Regions from separate parts of the Homo sapiens genome. Here region 1 is linked to region 2. Evidence: chromatin loops called from intact Hi-C (ENCODE). Cell type or tissue: psoas muscle. All regions are shown on one strand.

The links. A loop is a pair of places that touch in the nucleus more often than their neighbours do. Peaks named below come from ENCODE experiments on the same cell type or tissue, not always from the same donor. Only the 100,000 strongest peaks of a DNase experiment are listed, where the experiment ranks them.
Region 1: a loop joins it to region 2, with 20 times the contacts of the local background. A loop is called at or near these places in 1 of 110 quality-filtered maps.

Annotation. Positions count from the first base shown.
Region 1 is chr20:19,669,577-19,677,576 of GRCh38, reverse strand. SLC24A3 (solute carrier family 24 member 3) reads right to left here. Exons shown (of 17, transcript NM_020689.4): 9 at 3,923-3,976. Among named protein-coding and RNA genes, the nearest start is that of RIN2, 85 kb to the left of the region's middle. In psoas muscle, no CTCF peak of the experiment used is centred here; no DNase peak of the experiment used is centred here.
Region 2 is chr20:19,009,298-19,017,297 of GRCh38, reverse strand. No RefSeq gene overlaps it. Among named protein-coding and RNA genes, the nearest start is that of SCP2D1-AS1, 180 kb to the right of the region's middle. In psoas muscle, no CTCF peak of the experiment used is centred here; DNase peaks (open chromatin) are centred at 1,757 and 4,331.

The DNA of each region.
Region 1 (8,000 bases), 660 kb before region 2:
GGAGAAAAGGGAAGTGAATAGGGTGTGGATGGGGCAACTGTGGGTTGATGGTTGCTGGGGGTGGTGACGAATGCATGGGGTTCATCGTACTATTCTGCAGACTCCTGTATATATTCAAAATTCCTGTTAGTGAAAAGGCCTCCACACTTTCTAGATTCGACAAGGATGCCTTGCCCTGTAGAGCGACAGGGAAAGAGGCAGTGTTTCTGTCATCTTGACTTAGACTCCATTTCCCTGAAAGAAATACTGACTTGCATAAAGGTTTGCTTTTTTTTTTTTTTTTGGAACGGGGTCTTGCTATGTTGCTGAGGTTAGTCTCAAACTCCTGGCTTCAAGCAATCCTCTCGCTCCAGCTTTCTGAATAGCTGGGATCACAGGCATGCACTACAGTGCCCAGTGATTAGGTTTTGCTTTTAAAGTACAAAAGCAAACTCATGTATTATACATTTATCAGGGTTTAGAGAACAGGATAATAATACTATACAGTGAGGGCTTTCTCAAAACTGGATACCAGGTTAAACTAAGCTTAACTTAGCTTGACAGCTTAACTAAGCTGTCACATTCCGTTCTCATGGAATATATATAATAATAGTAGAAATTATTATTAATCTTGTTTTGCAGAAGAGGAAACTGAGATTCAAGATGGCTGAAGAACTTGGCTGAGGTCCCATGACTGTCAGTGGCAGGGGGCTCTGCTGTCAGGGCTGAATGTGAGGCACTGGTTCTTAACCACCAGCACACATACCCCATCTGGGGAACAAATCCTAGAGCAGTGACCTGGGATGTACAGAAAGCAATCCTTGCCAAGGCCAGGCATGCTTTATGCTCCTTGAAGGTTTCTACCTAACTGGACAATCTGAAATTGCTTTTTGACCTTCAGATAGAATGTTTAAAGTCATTTAAAAACTCTCCACCTAGGAGGCAGCTGACGATTCTAATATATGCTGTTTTTTTTCTTAACTACTGTTGCTGTTTTATATTTTTAATTGAATGTTTTAAATTTTGTGCTTGCACCCTGAAGCTATTTTATTGTGAAGCATGCAATTTTATAAATCAGATTTGATAAAACCCAATGATTAAAGCCTCTGATTGCAGAGGGGGATGGCTAAAGAGCAGAGATTTCAATTTAGAACTTAGGACCAGAATTTATGCAGAAAATTTCATGAGCACAGTAGCTTCCATTCCCAGTTTTATTTGTATCCTGCTGGTTTGAACAGCTGGAATGTTGGTAAAAGTGAGGCATCAGCAGAAACACACCTCATTAGCTTCCACATTTGGTACGGTTTGGGGAAGAGGAGAGGATGTGTTCGCTGTACTATCTTACTGTACACGTGTCCTGCCAGCGACTCATGGGCTTCAAGGTGGCTTGGAAAAGGGGAGCAGTGGCTATAAGATGCATGCCAGCAAAATTCCTCAAGTCTTCTTCTCTCTGGCCACATCTGTTTTTGAAGAATACTTAACTCTCTGAAGCCCTTAGTGAATTCATTTTGAAACATACTTTCATGAAAATTAAGATTCAAGACCCAAGATTAATGTTGGGCATAGAGCAGACACTGTGTGGCGATTCTTCCAGAATAATCAACTAATCCACTTTTGGGAGCTCAATTAGAGCCTCAAAATGTTAAAAAATTGAAACGATGCACTAGAAAACAGCAAAGGAAGATGTGTGAGTACACACACAGACAGTAGTTTGAGGCTTCCCCACTTTGGCACTGATTTGCTATATAGTTTTGCTCTTTGAGACAAAGAGGCATAAGATGGGTACTCTGATCTTTAAAGGCTTTTCCTTTGGGGGCTGGAAAGTTTGGAAAGGCTTTGGATCAACTCTGGTTTTCATGACAGCTCATCTATTGGTATTTTTAAATGATTAGTTCTACGGTGTGTAACTTCTGGTTTCTTCATTAGTTACCTTATGGTACCAGGATATGTATGACTAAGGTCCTACTCTAGGAATGCCCTTCTCCACTAAGCTCCAGATGTGGGGTCTACAGTAACCATTGGATGGCTCCCCTCACAAATGTTGGCCCCCATATTGAGTAGACTGGCAGCAGATTGCCTACAGCCCACCCTGGGCACTGGCCAAGCCAGCTTCTACCTTCATTGCTCCTGTGATATTTGCCAATGTCCGTGTTGATTTCTCTCAACAAGTGTCTCAGTCACTGGTCACCAGAATTAACTTTTGTCAGGCCTCAACAATAAGAAACCTTAATGTGTCAGTTCCAGACTGCCACCTGATATGTCCAAACTGGCCATTGTTGATGGATTTCTACTTTCTTGCCCCTAGAGAAGGCAGTCACTCCTACGGCTACATATGTTGGGGAAACATGGGCTAATTTAGAGGAAAAGCAGCAGCTCCCACGGGGTTGGGCAGTTGCAGCACAGAACATCTCTGCATTCTTTATAACCTCCTCATCCCAGTGGTGCCTGGCAAAAAGATGAACCAGCAGGCTTACCACCATGGTGCTTACATTTAACTTACAGCATGGGAAACATTGGTCATACAATTCTTATTTATTTTTATTTTTTAATGAGATGGAGTCTCGCTCTGTCACCCAGGCTGGAGTGGTGGCGCGATCTCAGCTCATTGCAACCTCTGCCTCCCGGGTTCCAGCGATTCTCCTGCCTCCTCCCAAGTAGCTGGGATTACAGGCGCACGCCACCACGCCTGGCTAATTTTTGTATTTTTAGTAGAGATGGGGTTTCACCATGTTGGCCAGGCTGGTCACGAACTCCTGATTTCAAGTGATCCACTCACCTTGGCCTCCCAAAGTGCTGAGATTACAGGCATGAGCCACTGCGCCTGGCAAATTCTTGATATAAATAAGCTACCCCAACTCCAGGAGGGAAAAGAACATATGTCATAACATGGTGGTTTTAAAATACCTCAACAGTTCTTTGACATTTTTCCCTTCACTAAGTGATGCCAGCCCCTTGAGTGTGGACTGGACTTAGTGACTCGCTTCTAATAAACAGAATATGGTAGAAGTAATGGCGTGTGACTTCTGGGATATTATAAAAGGTGCTGCAGGGCCCTTCTTGCTCTCTGTCTTGAACCACTTGCTCTGGAGGAAGCCACTCAAGCAGCTCTAGGGAGGAGCCCATGTGGTGAGAAACAGCCCGCCAGTCAAGAGCCAGCATCGCTTGAAGGCAGGTTCTCCCACACCAGTCCAGTACATGATGGCAGCTCTGGCTGCAAACTCATGAGAGACTCTGAGCCAGAACCTTGCAGTTAAGCTGCTCCTGGGTTCCTAACTCTCAGACAATGTGTGAGATAATACATGTTTGTGCTTTTAAGCCACTAAGTTTTGGGATGGTTTGTTATGCAGCAGTGGATGACTAATACCATATAAATAATGGAAGTCCACAGATATTTGATCCATGATTTCAGCTGTCTCTTAACTAACTCTTCATCAGTTACCTCATGATAACTCCATGCCAGGATATGTTTGATGAAGGTCCTACCCTAGGAATTCCCTTCACAAGCAAGCCCTAGAGACTGGGTCTACACAGACCACCGGATGGCTGGCTCATGTTGGCTGCCATATTGAGTAGACTACCTTGCATCTTCTCTCACCCTCTATAGCAGTGTAACATATTGAGTTTTATCTCCTTTGTGTTAAGAAAGAGAGTGAAGAAACCTCCCAGAGCTGCCAGATCCTGAAGAGAGATTAGGGGTTCTAGAGAGTTCTCAAGTGAAACACTGAAGCTTTGAGTCTATCATCAAATATGGGCTGGAAGGGTCACTACAATTGATACTAATCAAAATTACAGTGACTCACAACAGTCTGGCAGGGAGCCAAGTGACTGTGATGATACACACTGAAAAACCAGTCAGATACCCACCCCAATCCTCTTCCCACATCATCACATAATGTGGAATGCAAGAAACAGTTTTGGATAAGAAATGAAAAATTTTACTTACTTCATGATGACAATGTAGATAAGATACATCAGCACAAGGACTAAAGACTCCCACCTGTGTGTAAACCAAGAACAGTTAAAGACAGTCATGGACATCTGTGAAACTCACCTGCCTCATTTTTAAAGACATATTTGATGCAAACGGCCAGGATAGTAAGGAGAAGGCAGACGGTGCTAGGTGACGGATATTTCCTGGTCTAGAGACATTCTCTATGCTGCATAAGGCTGTCAACCATCTTTCTCTTCTCTCCTCACCTAAAGGGAAAATGCCCCTTCCTCTCTGTTATTTGTCACCTAAAAGAGCTCTTTGAAAGCAGCAAGCCTTTCATACACGTTGCTGAATATAGGTCAATATGTATACATCTGGTCTCAGCTTAATCATTCACTGAAACTATTCAGACATATTTACAAGGGGAAACTAAAATTAGAGGAATTGCCGGGGATGCCTGAGGGATTGCTGTATATATAGGAGCCAGGCATAAAGGGTAGAAGTGGGGAGAGAGGCAGGCAGACAGACAGACGGAACCTGGGCAGGGAAGGTACCAGTCGAAGAGTAAGAAGGAATAAGTGGGAAAACATTCCACAGGAAGGAAGAAAAGAAAAACCTGCTAGAATGTGCCTTGAGCTTCTAATAGTCTGAATACTTCTGTTTTCTTTATCTTAGTGGCTTCCAACTAAAAACCAGGAGCTTGTTTTCCAGGTTTCGCTTTAGCTACAGAATCAAATCAGCTCATTGAGGGAGTAATTTTGGCTTCAGTGGTAGGTTACTGGAGAATGGTCAGATGAGGAAACTCCAGGTTATACCCATCCTTCCTTTTCTCTTTTCAAATTCCATGTCTAGAAGCTGATCCTAGAGAAATATTTGGTCAAATGTGAAAAGGATACATACACAAGGGTTTTTCCTGCGGCAGTGTTTATAAAAAAGTGAAAAGCTGGAAGGAAGCCAGGTGGTTATAAAATAGGGCACTGGGTACATAAATGATACGTAGGTTCATGTATCCATTAAGAATGATTATGCAGGCTGGGCACAGTGACCCGCTCCTGTAATCCCAGCATTTTGGGAGGCCGAGAGGAAAGGATCACTTATGTCCCCAAGTTCCAGAACAGCCTGAGCAACATAACAGGACCCCGTCTCCAGAAAAAAATTAAAAAATTAGCCAGGTATGGTGGTGTGCCCCTGGAGTCTCGGCTACATGGGGAGGCTGAGGCGGGAGGATTGCTTGAGCTCAGGAGATGGAGGCTACAGTGAGCTATGATTACACCACTGCACGACAGCCTGGGCGACACAGTAAAACCCTTTCTTCCATCTCCCTTCCAAAACAAATTATGCAAAGATGTAGGTATTTATTCTAGAAAGTGCTCAGATGCACTATTGAGAGAGGAAATCAGGGTATCCAAGCCCTTTCAATTTCTGCCACATTTCTCAGCTTCTGTCATGGCAAAACTTCTTAAAGGGCTGTGCACACTGCGTTTCAGTGCCTCTCATTCAGTTGGCAAATTTCTCTAGCCTAACTTCCACACCCCCCGATCTCCTGAATCACCTGTCAAGGGCACCAGTGATTTCTATCCACACCAGTCCAAGCATGAGTGGGTGGTTGTCCATCATCCTGTTCGATTTCCTGGTAGCATCTGAAAGGAGATCATCTGCCCCGCTTCATAAAACCCTCTCTTCTGACTGCCGAGAGGCCACACCCCTGGCTTCCTTCCTGCCCCCAGCTTCTCCTTCTCCATCTCCTTTGCCTCCTCCACTCCTTCAGTTCATCCTCTCATTATTGGGCCATCTTTATTGCCTATGTTTTCTCCCTAGGTGACCTCATCCTGACCTATTGCTATAAATACCAAATACATGATAATGACCCCCAATTTACACATCCACACCACACCTCTCTCCAGCTCCAGATTCATATATTTGGCCTCTGCACCTGGAAGTCTAAATGTCTATCAGAACAGAATTCTTCATTCTTATTTCCTAGCCTCCTTAAAACAAAAAAACAAAAAAACAAAAAAACAAAAAAAAAACCAACCCTGGGCTTTGTCCTTTCAGTCAACTGTACCACTCCCTGCCCAGTCAAGCCCAGAATCTGGAAATCAATATGGAGCACTCCCTTTTCCTCACTCCCATATCCATCGGACTCTGTGTCTCAAGTATTTCATCAATCACTGACTTCTTTCTTCTCTACTGTGCCCTCCCTAGGTCATTTTTCACTTCAACCTCTGAACTGGTTTCCTTGATACTATGGGAGCATGTCAATGCACTTCTTAAAATCTTTACTTCCCAAAATGCCTAAGAAAAAAAATGAAAGTTTCCTTTTTCCTTGCAAATCCTGGCCTTTTCTTCTGTCTCCATGTTGTCTTGTGTCCTATCTGTGCCCCACCTCAATGGCCTTTCATTTGCACACAGCCGTCTCTTTCCCTCTCCCAGAGCCTTTGCACTGAATGTTCTTTTGGCCAGGAATGGCTTTGCCTTCACTCCTTGGCTGGCCACTTTTATCCTGCAGATACCAGCTTTTAAATATCACCTCCTCCAAGCAATCTTCCCTGCCTGCCCCTGCCCGACTTTCTCTCACATGACCCTGTTTATGTTCTTCAAACCTCTAAGCAGTCTGTGATTATCTTGTTTATATATTTATTACTCATTTATTATGTAACTAACACCTGTTTCTAGCAGTCACTTGACACCACTCCTCACACCTGACACCTTCCCTGGTATCTGGTGTCTCATTATCCAGAGATTTAAAATGCCGACAACTGATTTCTCCCCACGCAGACACCCCCAGGTCTTGCCCACTTGCCTCTTCTCCCCAGCAGAAAGCAGCCATCAGCTCATCTGTGCAGGTGACACTCCCTCCAAACATCAATTTTCAGTTGCAAAATGCCTCCAGTGGCCTGAACATAGTTCTTATCTCATCGACACCAATGTATACGTAGCATACACTTCATGGTGAAAAGTGAGATTTATTCACAGCCCATTCATTTGGAAGGAACAGGCTCCCAGGTTCTGAAGGGATGTCACGTTATTGCTTAGATGCATTTTAATAGATTCAGTGAGAAGTCACCAGAAAATGAATCAACTTTAATGAAATATTGTAGTCAGATTGAATTAAGTCCAGCACTTTATAAACAGGCGTATGTATGCTCTTTCTAATTCTTTTAGATCTTTTCAATTTTTTACTCATCAAAAGCCCTTCTGTTGCAATATTCAAACCAGGTTCTCTCTGGCCATTTTGCAGAGATGCCTGTAGGATGAGATTCCTTGCTTTTGTTGACATTTCAAGTTTGCTCTGTTGGCTTTCAGACACAGGGCTCACCAGGCTTCCTCCCCATTGAACCCAGTGGGCTCTAGGAGGCCTCTGTGCCGCCCCACCTGCTGTTCCTCATGCATTTTTGACCTGGTTGAATTTGGATCATCAAGCCTTGGCCTAATGCTCTTCAGGGCCCTTCCCCCCACCCCCTCTCCTCAGTGTGGTGAGCCTCTCCATGTGGTCCCACAGTTACATGTGAAGGGTCTGCATCCCTCCAGCCTGAGAGAGCTCCAGGTCGGGCCAGCTCTGGTTTTGTACGACATGTTTCCCTGGCGTAGAGGAGGTGCTTAGGAAGCATCCAGACCTTGGAAGTCACCCGGCCCTCCTTGGTCCCCTTTCTCGCCCTTTCACCTAGGACGCTGGGCACCTTCTCCCCTTTCCTCCTGAGCACACCTCACCCGCTGTCCTCTGAGGATCCCATTCTGTAGCTGATCTGGGTTTGTTTCTTCCCTCCCCAGGCTTCCATTTTGAATCATTTTCAACGGGTCCCTGATTCTCACCAAAGACGGTTCCTTCTCAGATGTGAGGACTGCTCCTCTCCTCACCTGGGTACACTGTTGGCTCTGGTTTCCTGAACACATCCCAGAACAGCAAAAGCTGTTTTCCAGCCCCACCAAGAAGAGTTTCCAGGTTGCAATCCCAGGGTCTCTTTTCTCTCCCAAAGTCACAACTTCGGACTCAAAAGAAGAAACCAAACCATCGCCCTGCGTTCTTTAGTTTTCTTGTTGGGCCTTCAGACTCCCTGAAGACACATTCCGAATTCCTTCTGGCAACAAC
Region 2 (8,000 bases):
AGGGCCCAGGGGGCGCCACCCTTTCCAGATGGCTGGTGAGATTTTGGGAGTGGACGGGCCACTCAGGTGAAAGGAAGACCATGAACAAGGTCATGGAGGAATGAAAAGAAAATATATATTTCTTGAAGAATGAACAGCTCCAAGCAGTGGGAGCAGCATTGTTTGAAAGAACTTGCTTTGATGATGGAAATGCTCGACACCTGTGTCGTGCAGTGAGGGAGCCGCCAACCTTATGGGCCCATTGAGCGCTTGAAATGTGCCACTGCTACCCAGGAACTGAATTTGTTACTTTATTTAATTTCAAGCAATCAACATTTAAAGGGCCACACATGGCCAGTAGCTCCTGACTGGACGGTACAGGTCTGGAGTGTTGGGTCCTGGGAGTGCTGAAGTAAGACTAGGCTGGAGATCCCTTGCACTCAGAATTTTTGAGCTAAAGGGGCCCAGTAATCACGATAGCATTTGCTGCCTCCCAGGACCCGTGCACAGCACTTGTCATACAAGATCTCATTTAACCTTCCCAGCATCCTTGTAGGGTAGAACAGGTCATTATCCCCGTTTTACAGACAGGTAAACTGAGGCATAGAGGAGCTAAGTGCTGGGGAAAATCACCTGAGAGACACAGCTGGGTGCAAATCAGACTCTGACTGCCGGGCCCCTTCCACATCAATAGGGACCTGAACAGCCACTTACAAAGGCTGCAAAGTCCTTTTCTGGGTGTTTTCCTCTCTTGGACACTGGTGTAATTTGCCCCATCCCCAATAAAAAGCAGAATCTGAGATAGGACTTGCGTACAAGAAGTAATTTTTGCTACTTTTCATGCTGTGGTTTGGGGAGGCAGTGCTGGTGATCTCATGGAACAGGATTGGCAGGGATGAGAGGGAACAAAGTCAACCTAAAGAGGCTTTATTGAACTGGTCACGCCGCGAGCCAGCAGAGCTCCTTCCCGATGGGCTCCTTGGAGAACCTGTGCACATTGCGCCTGTGAATTGGCCACCTGAGATGGAGAGGAGGGGAGTGCCATCCTCCCCAGCTCTGTCCCCCATTGGTCAAGGACTGTCCCATCTCTCAGAGGGACACGGATACAGCAAGGGGACGTGAGGCCAGATTACCCCTGCCCTGAGATGGTTGTCACACCCACATCAGGAGCAAAAATGTGGCTGACACATGTGCGATTCCACTTACAGGAAATGCTCAGAATAGGCAGGCCCAAAGAGCCAGCAGGTGGCCAGGGCTGAGGGCCAGGAGGTGTGGGGAGTGAGTGTTAATGAGGACAGCATTCCTTTATGGAGTGAGGAAAATGTTCTAGGATTAGATGACAGTGATGGTTAACGGTGAATTTTGTTACGTGAATTTTGTTCTAATTTTTAAAAAGTGGGCTGGCAGGAACCATGATGACAGCAAAGAAATGCAGCCAAGCTCCAGGCTCTGAGCTCAATTGCAGGTCCAGCCCCATAAATCCATAAATGCAGCCTCATCCCAGGAAAGGCTTGTCTCTGCACTCAGACCAACCTCCACCCCTGGAGCTCTGACTGAGTGTTGGGGCCGATATGGAGCCCGGGAAGCCAGGATTAGCAGTCCCAGCCCTTCCCAGCTCATCTTCTCAATGCTGCCTCTCTCTGATGGACTCAGACACAACGAGGTCACTGCGTTTGTCCAAGGCTATGATGTGAGTGGCTGCCAGGACTGAGCACAGAGCCCTCACCTGCCCCTCCCCAGCGGAGCCATGTAGCAGGCACACAGGCATCTGCCTCCAGCCCCCACCCCTGAGGTCGCAGCAGGATATGCAGCTGATGTCTCAGCACTGTCCTTCCCCGTCCCCATTGTGCAATCTCGTCACTCTGAAAGGCTTTCTGTTCCTCTGCTGGACCCCACACCAGGCCTCTTCCCTTGCTTGAAGGCAGACAGAGCCTGAAAAGCACCCTGTCCTCTAGGGCCTGCAAGTCCTTCGTGGGGACACCTGGGCTTCCTTTCCTCCTCCTGGCCTGATGAGCCTCGCATGCTCCTCCAGGAAGGGTCCTAACAGCACTCCACAGAACACAGTTTAGATACACCTGAATTAATGTACTCCAATTTACCTGCCAGGGATGCTAGCACAGTGGAAACCCCACCCCTCCATGAAGAGGTGGAGTCTACATCTGGGTGGGCTTGTGACTCACTTATAGCCAGGAGAACATGGTACTGGTGACATCAGCTGACATCTAAGATAGGGTCCAAAAAGCCCATGCAGCTTCCATTATCAGGTGCTGTAGGGGCCCTTGACTTTGAGGCCCTGAGCTGTTGCCTAAGGAGCCCAACTACCCCAAGACCTTCATATTGTGAGGAAGCACAGACCTCATGGGGAGGCCATGTGTAGATGTTCTAGTTGACAGCCTGTTATGGCTTGGCTGTGCCCCACCCAAATCTCATCTTGAATTGTAGCTCCCATAATTCTCACATGTTGTGGGAGGGATCTGGTGGGAGATAATTGAATCTTAGGGGAGATTGCCCTCATACTGTTCTTCTGATAGTGAATAAGTCTCATGAGATCTGATGATTTTGTAAGGGGCTTCCCCTTTCACTTGGCTCGCATTCTGTCTTGTCTGCCACTGTGCAAGATGTGCCTTTGACCTTCCACCATGATTGTGATGCCTCCCCAGCCACGTGGAACCGTGAGTCCATTAAACCGCTTTTTCCTTATGAATTACCCAGTCTTGGGTATGTCTTTATCAGCAGCATGAAAATGGACTAACACACAGCCCTAGCTAAGGTCCCAGCCCACAGCCAGCATCAACAGCCACATGGGTGAGGGAAGACCCTCCAGATAATTCCAGTTCCCAGCCACCGAGCCTTACCTAGACATGGATTCTTCTTTTCAGCCAAGGCCCTGAATATCACAAAGCAGACACATAACACTCTTGCTAGACACTGTCTGAATTCCTGAGCTCCGGGATCTGTGAGCATGATAAAATGGTTGTCTTAGGCTGCTAAGCTTTATAATGCAGCCATAATCCTTGAAACACCCTTCATTCATAATTATTTACTGCACATATATGATGTGCCTGGCCCTATTCTGTGCTTTGGGGATGCAAAGATGAAGAAACACTCAGCCCTTTCTTTAAGGATAGAACGGGTTACTGGTGCTATGAGTGTGCAGCATTCAGTGAAGAATTCTGTAGTGGCTCATTTTAGCAGGGAAATCCAGAGGGACTTCCTGGAAGAGGCTTCCAGAAGTATGGAAGGGTGAGCACAGAAGTGTTTTCTCCATAGATAGTCAGAAACTGCACGACATATTTAAGAAGTTATTGGGTTATGAACTACTGGCCCCTTAAAACCTGACTAAGGTGCCACTCTGCCAGGAGCCCCCACTCTTGCCTATAATATCTGCCTCTCCCTGAAGCCTTGGCTCAATTTCTTAAACATGCCAAACTCTTATCACCATCACAGCCACCTCAAGTGCCTTTTCCTTTGTAAGAACACTGTTCTCCCACCCCTCTTAGTTCTCCCCAGGACAGAAGGCCTCCCCTGAGATGCCCCTTCCATCTCTCTCTCATGCACATCGCATGTGCAATTGTACATGTATCCATCAGCCTGTTTCCCCGCAGCCTCTGCTGCTAGATTTTACCACGAGGGGAAGAGCATGACTGTTTGGCTCATCCCTGTATTCTCAGAGCTAGCACAATGTGGGACACATGTTACACACTCAGTAAATATTGCTGGGAGAATGAGTCCATGAATGAACTAGCCTTGTCCTGGGACCTCAGATCTGTTCTAATCCCTGATCCTATGGTTAGCTGCTTCTAGTTCCTAACCTAATTGTGCCTCCAATCATTGGTTTTCTGGATCCCACCCTCCATCTTAAAATATCTTTCTGCTACCTTCCACGAATTGTCTTTGCTAACCCAGCTACAACACAACCCCACTAGGCCATGGTTTCCATCATCCACCTGGAATCACCCAGCTCTGTTTTGCCAAGCCTGTTCCCCCAAGGTTCCAGTATCACCAACTGGCAACAGCACTTCAAAGTCAGACCACACAGAAGGCTGCAGCATTGTAGTAAAGAATCCAGTGAGGGAGGGGTCTCCCAGAGCTAGAGAGAAGGAGAACAGATGACAAACTGCAGAGAACTTCAACTGCCAGGATGCTGACCCTCCCTCCTGAAGGAAATCACGTGCACCCAAATACTCATATTTAGAGGGAAAAGATCTCAAGGTAATATGAGGTCATTTCACTGAAGTAACTCTAGAGGCAACAAAATAAGTGTCCAGGGAGGTTAACTTCTCCTCGGAGATGCTGGGAAGCTTGACATTTGCAATGGGAGAAGAGGGGGCGGGGCGACAGGAAAGGTATGACTGCAGACGTCAAGCTCTGCCTGCATGGGGTGGCTTCAGAGACATCGTCCCCTGGGTTGTACCATCTCCTTAGCAAAGATAGAGACCATGAATTGCTTCTAAATATAGCCAGGAGGCCAGCACATAGAATTACTCAACAGGAATGCAGAAAGCTGATTTGCTGCTGATCCCCATTTGGCCTGGCTTGATTTCACAATCAAACGAAGAACTTTTTTACTTCCAAGAGTCCTATATTGTCTATTGGTGCCAGCAGCACTGAGAGAGAAGCAACAAGCTCACCCCCACTCGATCTTCCACAGCAATCCAGCAGTCCCACATTTGCTTTCTCCCCACATGTCTTTCTGGGAAAAAAAAAAAAAAAAAAGGCAAAGCCAGTGTGTGAGATAAGTCATTTCAAGGGAGAACCATGGATCCAGGGCCAAGAAGAGGCCACAGTTACCATTTTTTGCTTGTTCTCTCCTCTGCCGAATTTACCATTAGGTTCTGACCTACAAAACCACATCAGAGAGACCTGAGCTCACATTCTGGCTCTGCCACTCACTAGCTATGTGACTTTGAACAAGTGATTTAACCTCTCTGTGCCTCAGTTTCTTATCGTGGGACCCCCACGACAGGTCCCAATGTGTGCTGTTTCCCCATATGTCCATGTGTTCTCCTCATTCAGCTCTCACTTATAAGTGAGAACATGAGATGCTTGGTTTTCTGTTCCTGAATTAGTTTGCTGAGGGTAATGGCTTCCAGCTCCACCTATGTACCTGCAAAGGACATGATCTCATTCCTTTTTATGGCTGCATAGTGTTCCATGGTATATGTGTACCACATTTTCTTTATCCAGTCTGTCATTAAGTGCATTTGGGTTGACTCCACGTCTTTGCTATTGTGAATAGTGCTGCAGTGACCATACACTTGCATGTATCTTTATAATAGAATGATTTATATTCCTTTGGGTATATACCCAGTAATGGGATTGCTGGGACAAATGGTATTTCTGCTTCTAGATCTTTGAGGAATCGCCACACTGCCAGACGCTATTTCTAGGTGTTTAAGATACATTAGTGAATAATACGGACACTGATCCTTGCCCTCATGTAGCTTATATTCAAGTATGGACAGATTAACAATAAGCAGTAACCCTAATAAATAAGTAAATTTACAGTAAGTTGGGTGATACATGGTACAGGAAAGAGAATGTAAAGCAGATGAGGTAGAGGATGGTGGCCACATATTATTTCCTTCTCATTTTACTCCTTCTGTTGGGAGGTGGGACCTAATTCCCATCCCGGTATCAAGGCTTCCTTTTGTGACTTGCTTGACCAAGAGAATATGCCAGAGAGATGTTGTGAGAATTTCAGGACAATGCCAGAGGACTCGCAGTTTTCTTCTGCAGCTCTTGGAACATTCTTTCTGGGAGTCCAGAGCCCCTGAGGAAAAAGTCTGACTTCCCCGAGGCCACCTGTTGAAGAGGCCGTGTGTAGGTTCTCTGGGTGACTGTCCAGCTGTGCCCAGCCTTCCAGCCATCCCTGCCAAGGGACCAAGCATGAGACAAAGCCATGTGGGTCATCCACAGGAGTCCATCCACCAGCTGAGTGGGACCAAATGACACAGAGTGACAGGTGTGATGTAAAAGAATCACCAGCTGAGCTTGGTCTGAATTTCTGACCCACAAATCATGAGATATAAGGCAATAATCGTTTTTAGCCACTAAGTCTTGGCAAGGTTTGTTACACAGCAATAGGTAAGCAGGATAGGACGGTAAGGGAGGCTTGGGTATAATGCATATAAAACCCCTAGGCCAGTCACCAAATGGCATCAGATATTGTTATCCCCATTAATAGTTTTCACTGGCCCTCCCTCCTTTCAGCAGGAAGGATTTCAGAGCCAGGCCTTTCTGCTTGGCACCACTCAAAAGATGTTTGTGCTTTCACACATGGCGAGCAGATTCTGTTTCTCTGCTTGGAGATAATGTCCCAAGGAAGAAGCAAGTGTAGACGGGCTCAGACTTCAGAACTCTAAGGATGGCTGGGTGAGAAAAAGACCCCAGATGCCCCTGTGGGCAAACATAGACTTCTGCTCTTACATTTTACCCTCCCCTCACACACACTTATGTTACACACACCTTCTCACCCCCAAAACTTGGAAAGCTGTACTTGGAAGGGCAGAGAGGTTTTCCTGGTAATCCTAATCTTATATCATGCTCTAGAAAATAATTACAGTTGTGTCTCATGAACCCACACAAAGCTGTCCTGAGAGAACAGTGAGGAAACCAATGTCACACTCATGTTAAAATTCTCTCTCTAGCTCCATTTTGCTCAGTTCCAATGTTAAGAAAGGTAAACAGCCTCCCAGTGGAGAATGGCTGTAGCTTTCCGACCAGCAAATTCTGCAGTTTTCTTGGGGAAAAAAAATGAAAGACTGCTACTGTATTGATTAATTAAGCATTTATTCCACAGCAAGCAGAATCTTAGCAAATGATTCATGAAACTAAAAGGAGAGGGGAAAGCCTCCAACCCTAAAAGGTAAGTGCGCTCAGGTGAGCATTCTAATAAGAAAGTAAGAGTCATGGACTAGGAAGAGCTATTTGAATATGCGAGTAGAATGTAAACGAAGAAAGGGGTGCAATGATGTCATTTAAAACAACAAGCAGTGGGCGGGAAAAAGACTGGCCAGAGAAATCAGAGAATATGCAGATAATCGATGATTAGCTAAATGCTTTACAAGGTAGTTTTGGTAAAGGGTCTTTTTCCTCTGTAGCAGGTCAAGTGGATAGTATTGTATCAGTCCCTATGCCTGATGAGGAGCCAAACAAGTTCAATGGCATTCCGCAGTACCACACCGTCATCTAACGACAGCTATTCCATTTGCAAGCATAGGATCTGAGAGAACTTATTCCATTTCTAGGGGCATATACCTTGCATATTCAATCCTGTTTGAGAGGTTGTAGTTATCACTGGAAGAATAATTGAAATAAATTATATTTATTGAACACCTATAACGTGCCCAGAAAGATGCTTAGAAACTATGAGGTAATGCTGTCCCCACCCTCAAAAGAGATTAGCTTAAAAAGCAGTAAATACATAAGGAGAAAAAATAATGATAAATATTATGTGTCACTGGAGCTTACAGAAAGGAAATACCCAAAGCAAGCAACAGGATCCATGGTTTACCGTGACAGGAAAGAGGAAGGAATGACCAAGCCGAGTGGAAACCCAAATAGTTCTTGACGTTCAGTCTCCTTTGCTGGACTCATCTTTCAACTTGGGGGAGGAAGGGAGAAAGAGGGGAGGGGAACCAATCACTGGTGAATGCCTAAGAGGTGCTTGGGTTGTAAGAGCTGTTATTTCATTTATGCTTCACCCCCACTGTACAAGGAGGTGCTGCTGTCAACGAACTGAGGATTTCTAGAGGTTAAGGATCCAGCCAGGGTTTTCTGAGCTTAGATCTGAATGCAGGCCTGAAAGGGTCAAAGACTCATGCCCTTTGCTCTCTGGCAGGTCACACTGCTTTATACACAAGCCACTCCCCTGATTCCAAAACTACTGTGATTTTTGAGAGAGCTGCATGTAAGTTTGTGCTTTTCCAACCATAGATCAGTCATCCCCCAAATGACTGCCCTGTATAGGGAAGGACATTCCCCTTCTGCAAGAGATCACAAGTTAGAGTCGGAACTGA